Regions from separate parts of the Homo sapiens genome. Here regions 1 and 3 are each linked to region 2. A link is a contact called in ENCODE Hi-C or POLR2A ChIA-PET data. All regions are on one chromosome and are shown on one strand. The core of a region is the stretch at or near the end of the contact, and the rest is flanking DNA. Distances in the headings are between cores, read along the strand shown.

Region 1 (4,050 bases), core at 69-2,568, 3.3 Mb after region 2:
GAACTCTCAAAATTAGACAACAATAGCAAACATTTATTGAACTCTTGCCAGACATCAGGTCCTACCCTAAGTTTTCTATGTTTAACCGCCACAGCTGGTACTGGTACTACTATTATCCCATTTAACAGATGTAGATACTGAGGCCCTGAGAGATCACACAGATAGTAATCGTGGGGCTGGGTTTGAAGCCAGGCAGCCCAAAGCTGCCTTTGTATACCTGTGTCAATCTGCTTGGAGCTGTCATCTGCTGTCCCAGTGCTTAGGTATTTGGGGCCTCTCTGATTTCTTTAGATATCCTTGACAAGCCTTTTCTTTTCCTTTTCTCTTTTTATTCCTTTTCTTTGCCTCTTCCTGCCATGCAGTCACCTCCGGATGCCAGCGGGGCAGTCAAGGAGAGAGATCTCTTTCTGTGTCTTTAAATACAAGCCAGAGGCCTCTCAGTCCATCGTCTCTCTCTGCCTCCCTGTCACCTACCTCCTACTCCCCCAATCCCCCCACAGCCCCGCTCACCATCCTCTTCAAATTCCCTGCCATCCTCACCACCACCTTCACTCTCCATCTGGAGTCCAAAGATGTGAGGGCCAGTAATAGAGTGTCAGCGGAAGTAATTGATTCCTCACACCGAGAGAATTCGCCTGCCTTTAGTGTCAATGGAGCTGAACCAGAGTCTTGGAGGGTGAGCGAGACATGTAAACAGTCCGTGGCCGAGCTGTCAGGACGAAGCCAGACACACCGGAGAGTGAACGAGGGGGGAAATGGTGGAACAAATAATTGTTTTATTGGAAAGGAAAGGAATAAATAATATTTCAGCCCAGGAACTGGCAGTTTGAAAGAGATGGTTGAGAGCTTGGAGCAGAAGGATTCGTGATGCAGGTTTTAATGGAAGAGATTTTCTTTGTCTCAAAGTAGGAGGTTTCGTCCCCACCCGACCCCCCTCTCCCATTATCATCATTATTATCATTAAAATAATTACTGTAACAATTACAGTTGATGAGACCTCAGGTTTATACAGCACCTTTCATCTAAAAGTTCAAAGCGATTTATCTATGTGTCATCTTTTGAGAGTGGTAGGAGGGTAAGAAACTATTATTTTGGGGGGTCATCTGCTGGGAAACTGAGGTCCAAGCAGATACAAGATTTAGTCCAAGCCTCAGGGCAGGCTGCTGGGTTAAATGGTGGGGTACTGAGTTATCTTCTTGGGGGCCTTTTCTGCTGTACTCTTCACTGCCTGGGCCTTTATACACACGTGGCTCTTGAAGCTCATCCCCGGCACTGATGCCTCCTCCCACACTGCCAGGGCCTCCACTGGTCGCTACAATATTGTGGCCAACCAGCCAGAAGCTCTGTGCGCAAAACAAACAGCCTGCTTCTGGCTGTGAGATGAATAAAGATCCTTCAAGGTCTGACTCACACAGCTCCCATCCTGCTTAGAGACTTCCTGTAATCTGGTTCCCTTTCTTGTAGAAGCTCATGTCCTTTCTAAACATCTTTCTTCATGGTCTTATGAGGCTCTAGCCAGGAGCACCCAACATTCCTAAATGCTTGCTTCTTCCACCCCCAACAAACCCCAACCTGTTCTCTCAGAATGGAAAGGGCATTTCTGGGATGGGGAGAGAAGGTGAATGCTTTAACATGCCTCACATGGCCCGGGCTGCCTGTGCAGCATGATGCTTCAGAATGCAGCTGTCGAAAGCATAGTCACAAACGGAAGCGGTTCCAGCTGACTGGCCCCTGAGTGCTAGATTCAGAATCTCCGCCCTGGCGTGGCAGCAGCCCTTTCCTGCTTGGACATTAGTGCAGGCCCATCATTTCCACACCATGGTGTTTTTTGCACAGTAGTGACAAGTTTGCCCCTGGAGCCAGGAGAAGCTCCAAGCTCTGTAATCTGAAGCTCCAAGTAAATGAACTCTAAAAGGGAGGCCCATCACACCTGCCACCTACTCCCAAACTGTCCCCTACTTGGATTTCTGCATGGCACGTTTTTCAGATGAGTTTTGCATCTTCCAAGTTTTGTTAGGGAGGCTGGATGCCAGCAAAGAGGAATAGAAAAATGATATGGAGCCTAAATCCCTGGAAAAACAAAAAGGACTTTTCTGTTGCTGTGGTGGATTCCCTGGTGCCCAGTACACTTCCGTTCCCAGCAGGCTCCCGTTTTTTGGACAGACGGGGAAGTTATGATTTGCCCTCACAATTGGATCCCCTGGGAGCCAGAATTAGTGTGAACACCTATTCCGGAGGGAACTGTTCACCCTGCCGAGTAAAGGGGCACTGCCAGCACACCAGGGGCCCCAGACGCTGTGCTCTGATTGCCCTTCAGTGACCACCCATGCAGGCAGCCCCACCGGGCACAAAGGCATGATTCCTGTTCCCTTTTGTCAAATGAGGCCAACTGAGGCACACAAGCATGATTGATCCAGGCCAGCGTAGGAAAATTTAGTAAGTCCTGGCCCTGCTGGGATTCACCTTTACACCTGCTAGTGCTGCTGCTGCCGCTGAGAAAAACAGAAATGGAAAGAAATTGTGGACTACTCTTCCTTTGCACTCTGGTATCATTCCAGAATGCTACCAAGGGGCCCTTTAAGTTGACTGCAGAGGGTGAGGATTTTATAGACACAGAGCAGACCAACGAAAGACCCAACACTCATGCTGAAAGCAGCCTGCCCCCAAAGCCTTAAACTTCACATTGGCACCGGTTGCCTAGAAAACCATTCCTTACATAAGCAAACATGTTTCATCCAAGTGGCCTCCAGTGTGTGTGCTGGTCCAGAAGCAGAGCAGACCCGTGACCACACGGCCTCAGGAATGCGCCTTGCTGGCCAGCCAGGTCAGCGAGGGAAATGGTATTCACCCAAAGGACCAGTGCAGAAGTTGGGGAGGCTTTGTTGCGTGCCCTTAATTCTCTGAAAGTTCACCTTCAGAGAGACTTATCAGATGCGTTGTCTGGAGTGGCCTCCTTCCTCACGTCAGGAGGCATTCTTGGCAGCCTGCTCCATGAGGAACAATGAGATTGGCGGGGCCCTCACCATCATCGCAGGGCCTTTGCGGAAAAAGAGCCAGCAATTATAAATAGATGTTATTTGTCGTTTCCATTTTCTTGCCTTCAAGGTTTTTTGGAATAATTCCTTCAGTTTGTTTTGGGTTATTCTCTCCGTGTACTTCCTTTGGTGGGTGGTCAGACTTCCTCCTTTCTGAAGAGCCATGGTGACCCTGGTTGTGAGGGGATTGTGGATAAGAAGCTCAAAATATCAGCGATTTGTGGTGGGAAGAAATGAAGGAAGAAAATACAACTGCAAACAGCCACTATTAAAAAGGCGCTTGGTACTGATGCAGATACCCAAACAAATACAGAGTTTGGTAACTGTTTGAGCCCTTGGCGTTAAATAGCAAACAAGAATAACAGCAGCAGTAACAACAAATGGCTATTCATGGAGCATGTACTGTGTGCCATACACTGTGCTGACCCATTGATATGCATTAACTCACCAGCCTCTTGGGAGCTTGAGCACCTTGCTATCTAAGACAGCAGATGGAGGACGGGTGGTTTTGAACATAGCCTGGGCTCAGAAACACAAGTTTGAAATAAAATCTCGAAAACTCAAGTGTCTGAAACACTGTTGATGGATTTGTGCAGGGGGATGATTTTTTAGAAACCCAGCCCCAAGAAGCAGGGTATTGAGACTGCCTCTAACTGTGCTTTTCGTTTCATCTTCTCCTGTCTGGCTCCCAAGGTGTCATGTGTGTGTAACTCTTCTCTTCTCCACATCCACCATCCTGTTTTGTTTTATGCTGGTAATAATAAAAATAGCCAGGGGCTCTCAGGTGCTTCCTTAAGGCATCTGGCACTGTGCTGGGCCTGCATGTACCTTCGCAATCCTGCCACCACCCGCAAAGGTGGAGACTGTTATTATGTCCATTTTGTAGATGATGAAACTGAAACTCAGAGAGGTTAAATACCTTGTCTGTAATCACACCATGAGCAAGTGCCAGAAAGTAACTGGGTCTGTCCACAAAGCCCACATGCTACACTTCCCAGGTTACACAACACCCTCT
Region 2 (4,283 bases), core at 1,784-4,283:
TGCCTCAGCCTCCCGAGTGGCTGGGACTACAGGCGCCTGCCACCACGCCTGGCTAATTTTTTTGTATTTTCAGTAGAGACAGGGTTTCACCGTGTTAGCCAGGATGGTCTCGATCATCCTGACCTTGTGATCTGCCTGCCTCGGCCTCCCAAAGTGCTGAGATTACAGGCAAGAACTCTGACGTTTTAACTTACAGGAAGCACTTTACAGCTTCTGTATGGCTGAATTGCCAGCATCACTACTCTTGTGCTTTGGGGCCATTATTAAGTAAAACGAGGGTTAGTTGAACACAAGCACTTGGATATTGCATACTGCCACAGTCAGTCTGATAAGAGACTGCTACTAAGTGATTAAGGAGGTTATAGCGGATACACTGTACAAACCATGATTCACATCCCAGAAGGACAGTGTGGGATGGCAGCGATTTCCTCACAGCTAGTTAGTAACAGTACTCAATTTAAAATTTATGAGGCCAGGCGCAGTGGCTCACGCCTCTAATCCTATCATTTTGGGAGGCCAGAAGGGCGGATCACCTGAGGTCAGGAGTTCGAGACCAGGCTGACCAACATGGTGAAACTCCATCTCTACTAAAAATACAAAACTAGCCGGGTGTGGTGGCGCATGCCTGTAATCCCAGCTACTCAGGGGGCTGAGGCAGGAGAATCGCTTGAGTCTGGGAGGCGGAGGTTGCTGTGAGCTGAGATCGTGCCATTGTGCTCCAGCTTGGGCAACAAAAGAGAAACTACGTCTCAAAAAAAACAAAAACAACAACAACAAAAAAAAACACCACTTATTATTTCTGGAACTTTCCATGTAATATTTTCAGACCGTGGTTGACTGCAGGTAACTGAAACGGTGGATAAGGGGGAACTACAAAAAGGACACTTAATGTTTCTTGGAAAAAATCTTAAGCAAATAAAAATTGAATGATGAAGTACTTGATCTCAATTTGAGGAAGATAAAAGTGTACTACGAATTAATAAACTTTAAACTTTCTGCACCTCTAACATACTAAAATCCAATTTCTCTGAGTGCTAGAAACTCTCAGTTCTTGAAAGACAAATGGTAAAACAATACCGTTTCTAATTTAGACCTTTTGGGCAAAACAAAATACAGTAATAAAGCTATAAAGAATCGGTCGGGGGCGGTGGCTCACGTCTGTAATCCCAGCACTTTGGGAGGTCGAGACGGGCGGATCACGTGAGGTCAGGAGTTCGAGACCAGCCTGGCAAACATGGTGAAACCCTGTCTCCACTAAAAATACAAAAATTAGCCGGGCGTGATGGCGCCGCCTGTAATCTCAGCTACTCGGGAGGTTCAGGCCGGAGAATTGCTTGAACCTGGGAGGTGGAGGTTGCAGTGAGTCGAGATCGCGCCACTGCACCGCAGCCTGGTCGACAGAGCAAGACTCCGCCTCAATAAATAAATAAATAAATAAATAAAACCTAAATAAATAAAGCTAATGAATCAAAGCATATGCTCTTCGTCTTTTTAAGGGATTTTACTAGGTAGAATTTTTTTTTCTCTGTCTAAAGGGTAAACAGCATAAACATATTTCAACTAAAAAGAGTCTTAGAATCCGGGGTTGGTATTGCTACAACCCCTAATTATGGAAGATGTTTAGTATAACAGAACCAGTTTAAGGAATGTGGAGATTTATTTACATCAAATTCAGATAAAGAGGTAACAGCGGACTAGAAGAAGCAAGCAGAGCATGACTTAAGGAGTCTATCTATGACTGTATCTGTGGAACTGCCCTTAGCCACAATGAAAGACCAGCAAAACCAGCCTTCAGCATAACCCTCCTGCCTGGTAGGAGATGGGAAGGCCAGACTTCACCCCTCAAGATCGCCCTCCCACGCGCATTTTCCACCTCGCAGCTAAGAATTCAGTCCAGACTTCCGATCATGGCGCCACGCACGTCACCTTCTCCCCTCGCCGCCAGCAAAATCCCACCCACGTCGGCTGACCCCGCAGCGGGGTGTAAGGGCGGGAGGGATCCCGTCTCCTATACTGGTCGCTTGTACAAACCAGATCCAAAAAACGCACTACACAAATCCTTGGAAACTGCGGTACCAACGGGATCTTCTCAATTCCTTGAGTGCAAAATGATCCCACTCTCTATCCCGACACAACTCTAACTCCATTTTCCTTTCACGTGCCCTAAAAAGCCCTCAAGGCCCCCAGCCTTGGTGAATCCAGGCCCTCTCTCGGGGTGGGCACCGCGCTGTACGGACAGACGCGCGCACGCAGCGGGACGATTTATAGAATTAAAAGTCTTTTTTTTTTTTCTGGCTTCGCATCCTTGCAAATACTCAATATTCCTGTCAACTAAGAAGGCTAAGGGAATGGGCGGTTGAGGAAAGCAGGACGTCGATTACAGCGAACACATCAAAGGGGTGGTCTTTCCAATTCCGGCTTTTGTTTGAGTCAGAGGGGAGCCTGAGGAGGCCAAGGTCTCCGGTTCTGGGAAAGGCGGGTCCATCCGGATTCTTTGGGCTGCGGAGAGGGAGGTTCCAGCCCCGTGAAACAACAGAGGGCAGTTCTGCCCCTCGAGGCTTTCCTCCGAGAGTACTGAGACGGAGACGCCTCAGTCGGGAGAAATCCCGGAACTCGGAGGAGTCTGCTGAACGCCGAACAAAAGGATGTGGCCGTCGTCTCTTAAACAAATACGCGAATCCCAAGCCATGCACATTTGGAAGGCATGTGTATGTGTGTGAAGGAGAAAGGCCACCGCTGCCCACCGCAGCCCCACCCAGCCCTCGGCCATTCACCGGAGAGACGCGCTGCGGTGGGGCCTCGGAGCCCTCAGCCAGCCCCGAACGAGGGGCGGGGCCGGGCGGGGCCGTGAGCGCGCAGGCGCAGTGCGGGCTTCATCCCGCCGCCGGCGCCGCCGCCGCCGCCGCCCGCTCTGCACCACAGGCTAGAGACAGACAGGGCCGGGAAGAGCCGGAGACTGAGGAGGAGGCGGAGGCGGCGGCGGAGGCGGGGCGACTCCGGTGACCGGGAGCGCCGCAGACTGGCAGCTGCGGCGACTCCCCCCTTTGTGTCTGGTCTGCTCGGAGCCACTGGAAGTGCCTCCCGGAGGGACGCAGGGTGTCTCGCCGCCTCCCTGCCCACCCCCTTCCCCGGCTACCTTCATCCGCCCTCCCGCCGCCCCCCGCCCTCGGTCCGCGACGCCCGAGTTCCGTCAGGAGCCCAGAGCTGCGGGAGAACGAGGCGGCGGCGGCGGCGGCGGCGGCGGCGGCGGCGGCAGCAGCAGCGGCTTCCTCGGGGGGTTGTGATTCGCTCACAGGAGCCATTGACGGGAGAAGAGGAGGCTTTCTTGGTGGAATTTACCTCAGGCAAGATCGAGCCGCAGGAATAAAAAGCGAGGAAGGGAAGGGAGCGCCGCCGGGAGGACTAGAAGGGGCAGCCTCTCACACCCACTCCGCCTGCCGTCTCGGGGAGCCCGGACCGGGGCCGCGACCGCGACCCCTCCCCTCCCCCGCTCCTACCTCTCCTCAGCCTTCGCCAGGGCCTCCCCAACCCTCTCACGGTTGTTCTGCGAAGGCGTGGGGACTGTGAGCTTGTCCATGGAGGCAGGCACCTTTTTTGATCCAGTCAAGGAAGAGGATTTGTTGTTTTCGAAATCAGAGTGAAGGAAGCACCGAAGCGAAACTTAAGGAATCCTGCCTTCCCGGAGCCGCGGGCGATGCGACTAGGGCTGCCGGGCGCCGCCGCCGCCCGTCCGGCTTCGTCCTTCCCGGCAGTCGGGAACTAGTTCTGACCCTCGCCCCCCGACCCCGGATCGAATCCCCGCCCTCCGCACCCTGGATATGTTTTCTCCCAGACCTGGATATTTTTTTGATATCGTGAAACTACGAGGGAAATAATTTGGGGGATTTCTTCTTGGCTCCCTGCTTTCCCCACAGACATGCCTTCCGTTTGGAGGGCCGCGGCACCCCGTCCGAGGCGAAGGAACCCCCCCAGCCGCGAGGGAGAGAAATGAAGGGAATTTCTGCAGCGGCATGAAAGCTCTGCAGCTAGGTCCTCTCATCAGCCATTTGTCCTTTCAAACTGTATTGTGATACGGGCAGGATCAGTCCACGGGAGAGAAGACGAGCCTCCCGGCTGTTTCTCCGCCGGTCTACTTCCCATATTTCTTTTCTTTGCCCTCCTGATTCTTGGCTGGCCCAGGGATGACTTCCTCGCTGCAGCGGCCCTGGCGGGTGCCCTGGCTACCATGGACCATCCTGCTGGTCAGCACTGCGGCTGGTGAGTAGCTCCGGCCGGCACGTCCC
Region 3 (3,759 bases), core at 814-3,313, 4.9 Mb before region 2:
TGGAAGATAAGTTAAACTCTTCTCTCTACACTTGGCATGAACTACTGGGAAAGGATCCAAATTTTAACTTAAGCCAGCGAAATTCTACCTCGAGTTTAAGAATCCACCTTGAGCTGTAAGTTACTACCTGATTACATCACACATTGAACAAAATAGTTTCGAAAATCTGGCTGAAGCAGTTTAAGCTTTAAGATCATGTCTAAGAAAAAAAGGCTAACCAATACTTCAGAATTCTTACATGTAAACTGAGTTCTCTCAAAAATGGAGATGAAAGTACTGTTGAATAGTTCAGTGCGACTATTTGTGAGTAAAATGCTATTAATAATACCGTAATTACAATAAAATAAAAATACTGGTACCTTTGGCCCCATTGTAACGGCCACAGCATCGGCTAAAAGGTCTACACCTTGAAGCATTAAGGCTCGGGCATCTGCACCAAATTTTACATCTTTGGCATAAGCCCGAGTGAGATGAGGAGCCAGTACCCTGGACACCGGTCTCATCTGGCGAAAGACTGTGGGTAACCGAAGCATTTCTGGGGATGGAAGCAAAAAGATCATCAGAACTACCACCCGTGGTGCGCTGCAGAACAAACATGCCCACCTGTGCAACAGAGCAAGCAACGTGAGATGCTGAGCCTGGCTGACCTCCGCCAGCCACTACGCCTGAATGACGGAAGGCGCCGCAGCTTCGGAACATCAGCCACTAGCGCAAGCTAAAGAGGCCGCCCCGGCCGGCGCCTGACCTATAGCACCAGCACAAAGCACATGCGGCTCCTTCCCCACGGCCACCTATCCCTGCCGCCAAAAACGAGTTAATCTTTCACCGCGAAAACGGCCTTGTGGGCAGACCCACTCCAACTGTGGCCCCTGAGAAACCAAGTCAGCCGGAGAGAGGCAAGTTACAAATCCAAGTGACCAGGGAAGTTAAAAGTATTCCTGACGGTGCAAAAAGCCGCTCAGCAAAGTGTCTCCATGGATCCACCCAAGGCTACTGTATCAGAGCAACCAGCAAGGCCGCGATGCTGGGGGCGGCGGCCCGGCCCACTCGGCGCGAGCCCACGTGTCCTTCTTTCCGAACGCCCCCAGCAAGGTCAAGACTGGAGGCGCGGTATCCCAGCTGCCTGCGGGGGAAAAAAGCGGTTCCCTCACGTACACCACCCTCCCCGGTTCCCTGAAGTCGGCCAGGCGCAGGTTGCACCAGCGGGCCTAAGTGGTTACAATCCCCCAAATTCAAACCCCACGAGTTGTCCCTCCCGCGCCCAGCCGAGGTCCAGGATCCGCGTCGCACGTGATGGAACCCGCATGGACCCGCGAGGCCTGGACCCGCAGGCCTGGGCCTGCGGTGCGGCGCGGTGCGGAACTCCAGGTTGTCGCCGCCCGCACCCTCCAGCTGGACCGCAGAGGAGGAAGGCCCACTCGGGGGTCGCAGGAGCCGGGGGGAGGTGGTGCGGGAAGGCCGCGTACCTGCGGGGCGGCGGCAAGGCGTGCGCTCGGCGAGACAGGTCGTCGGCGGCGAGTGAGGGACAGAGTGCAGGGCGCACACCGCAATGAGCCCGTGTCCCCTCCCTCCGCCTCTACTCCCGCCCCGCGGCACCGCGTGTGCAGGCAGCTCCCACCCACTTCCCGTCAGCCCGGGCCCTGCAATCTGCACACCCTGCGCGCGAGCCCCGCCCCTCCCTACCCGCGCAGGGTGTGCTAGCGCGCTCAGCCCTCTCCGGCCGGCTTAGTCTAGTTCCCGGGCCTCGCTCGGTTCCAGAACTTTCCAGAAAATGCCGCGCTCCCTACGGCTCAAGGGTCAAATCGCGTCATTTCCGGGAGGGGACGAAGGGGTAGTTCTTTCACCTCGGCTGGGCGCCTAGAAAAGCCTAGAAACAGCTCCTTTTTTCTTCCGCCTCCGAGTCTTCGCGTCAGCGTCCTGCGCAGGGCCCTTGGGGCGAATCGCGGTGCGCGTCGGGGCGACCGCCCTCCCTCCCTGGGAGGGGCGAGGGGGCTAGCGGCGACCGCTGGGGCGAGCGCGCCTGCGCGCTGGGTGATTTTTTCACGTGTCGCCAGGGCCGGACTGCGAGTCTCTTTGCGGCGCTACACTAGAGCAGAGTACGAGTCTGAGGCGGAGGGAGTAATGGTGAGTCCCGCGTGGCCCCGAGGCCTGCAGGCCCGGGCCTGTCTGAGGCGTACGGGGATCCCTGACGCCCCTCTTTTGTTGGGCTGGGCGGGAGGGATTGGTGGCCACTCAGTGACCAGCGCCCGATGGCACCTTGGAGCGGCAAGGCCCGCCCGACCCTTTTCTCCCCCAGGGCTCTTTGCACGCGCGTGTGCTGCCGGTGTGTAAGGCAGGGGGGCGAGAACCCGGGCGCACGCGCAGCGTCTCACCTGCTTCTGCAGGGCCTTTGTGGATGTGTAATATCTTGGGTAAAAATCATGGTGCCAGGCAGGGAGCTTGACCCAGCGTTTCCTGAAAATTTCTGGAAAAACCTGAAGAAGGAAAACATTTGACCTTGGAATAAACTAAGGTTGACCTTAAAGCTGGTCTGGTTGCTCACCGGAGGAGCGACAACGACCCCTAACAGACGTAAGGAATCGGGAATTAAACTTGGAATATTGGTTAGTACATTCAAATGCGCTTCCTTAACGAATAAGCTGAGGTTTGGTGTTAACTTTCAAAGCCAAAACGTGTTGAGATGTATAGCACGGTGGCGTTGCCTGTTGATAATGTGATTACATTTAGTTTTTGTTTCAAAACATTTCTCTTCCTACAGGCAGGACAAGCGTTTAGAAAGTTTCTTCCACTCTTTGACCGAGTATTGGTTGAAAGGAGTGCTGCTGAAACTGTAACCAAAGGAGGCATTATGCTTCCAGAAAAATCTCAAGGAAAAGTATTGCAAGCAACAGTAGTCGCTGTTGGATCGGGTTCTAAAGGAAAGGTAAATGGGAGCTGCAGTGGAACTATTTTTTATAGTGTGCAGTGGAGGGAAAAGAAGTAATTCTGGAGTATTAAAAGTCGCTTATTAAGTAGAGTTTATGTCGTTTTCAAGATCATTAACTGCTTTGGTTCTAATCTGTTTCTTAAAGGGAAATGACTAATATAAAGTTGCTTATTTTATATGACCAATGCTATGATGCTTATTTTATGTGATAGTTTCAGAGTATTAAAAATTGTCCTCAATAGGCCGGGTGCGGTGGCTCTCGCCTGTAATCTCAGCACTTTGGGAGGCCGAGGTGTGCGGATCACAAGGTCAGGAGTTCAAGACCAGCCTGACCAACATGGTGAAACCCCGTCTCTACTAAAGATACAAAAATTAGCCGGGTGTGGTGGCATGCGCCTGTAATCCCAGCTACTGGGGAGGCTGAGGCAGGAGAATCATTTGAACCCTGGAGGCGGAGGTTGCAAGGAGCCGAGGTTGCAAGGCGCCCCTGCATTCCAGTATGGGGGACAGGGCGAGATTCTGTCTCAAAAAAAAAAAAAAAAAATCCCCTCAATAGCAATTTGGTAGCCTAGTGTGATCAGTGTTTGCCTTACATTCTAAATTTTTAATAAGACAAAAGAGGCTGTGCGTGGTGGCTCACACCTGTAATCCTTGCATTTTGGGAGGCCAAAGCAGGAGGATCGTTTGAGCTCAGGATTCAAAATCAGGAGTTCAAAATCAGTCTGGGCAACATAATGAGACCTCCTGTCTACAAAATAAATAAATACAAAAGATGTGCTTCAAGGTAAAATGAGGGGGCATTTAAGAATTGAGAGGAAACTTGGACTGTTCGT

Evidence for each region. Hi-C counts contacts between places; a loop is a spot of excess contacts on that map. ChIA-PET counts read pairs that join two places held with the same protein, here RNA polymerase II (POLR2A). Pooled maps may share reads with other maps.
Region 1: a loop to region 2 is called in a map of B cell, with 23 times the contacts of the local background. The contact joins the enhancer-like site here to the promoter of BMPR2 in region 2. A Hi-C loop is called at or near these places in 1 of 168 maps with a recorded cell type or tissue (B cell), 1 of 37 single-sample maps with no recorded cell type and 3 of 50 pooled maps.
Region 3: a map of CD8-positive, alpha-beta T cell shows a loop between it and region 2 (6-fold over the local background). The contact joins the promoter of HSPE1-MOB4 here to the promoter of BMPR2 in region 2. A Hi-C loop is called at or near these places in 1 of 168 maps with a recorded cell type or tissue (CD8-positive, alpha-beta T cell) and 6 of 50 pooled maps. POLR2A ChIA-PET finds 5 or more read pairs at or near these places in 1 of 52 experiments (OCI-LY7).

The regions. Positions count from the first base shown.
Region 1 is chr2:205,705,578-205,709,627 of GRCh38, forward strand. All of the region lies in intron 2 of NRP2 (neuropilin 2), which reads left to right. Among named protein-coding and RNA genes, the nearest start is that of NRP2, 25 kb to the left of the region's middle. RefSeq lists enhancers at 1,025-1,164, 1,375-1,674, 2,550-3,326, 3,618-3,777. Within about 2 kb of position 1,319, at least 31 of the 41 ENCODE cell types and tissues checked have a DNase peak (open chromatin) inside an H3K27ac peak, as active enhancers do; they include B cell, where a contact is called at or near this core.
Region 2 is chr2:202,373,294-202,377,576 of GRCh38, forward strand. It overlaps BMPR2 (bone morphogenetic protein receptor type 2), which reads left to right and starts at 3,034. Exons shown (of 13, transcript NM_001204.7): 1 at 3,034-4,257. The coding sequence starts at 4,182. RefSeq lists enhancers at 1,882-2,041, 2,152-2,441, 3,596-4,283 and silencers at 2,532-2,581, 2,732-3,221, 3,352-3,411, 3,482-3,541.
Region 3 is chr2:197,498,316-197,502,074 of GRCh38, forward strand. HSPE1-MOB4 (HSPE1-MOB4 readthrough) reads left to right here and starts at 2,064. Exons shown (of 9, transcript NM_001202485.2): 1 at 2,064-2,124; 2 at 2,759-2,923. The coding sequence starts at 2,122. It overlaps HSPD1 (heat shock protein family D (Hsp60) member 1), which reads right to left and starts at 1,525. Exons shown (of 12, transcript NM_002156.5): 1 at 1,467-1,525; 2 at 360-535. The coding sequence starts at 533. HSPE1 (heat shock protein family E (Hsp10) member 1) reads left to right here and starts at 2,064. Exons shown (of 4, transcript NM_002157.3): 1 at 2,064-2,124; 2 at 2,759-2,923. The coding sequence starts at 2,122. RefSeq lists silencers at 1,405-1,734, 1,925-1,984 and an enhancer at 2,125-2,184.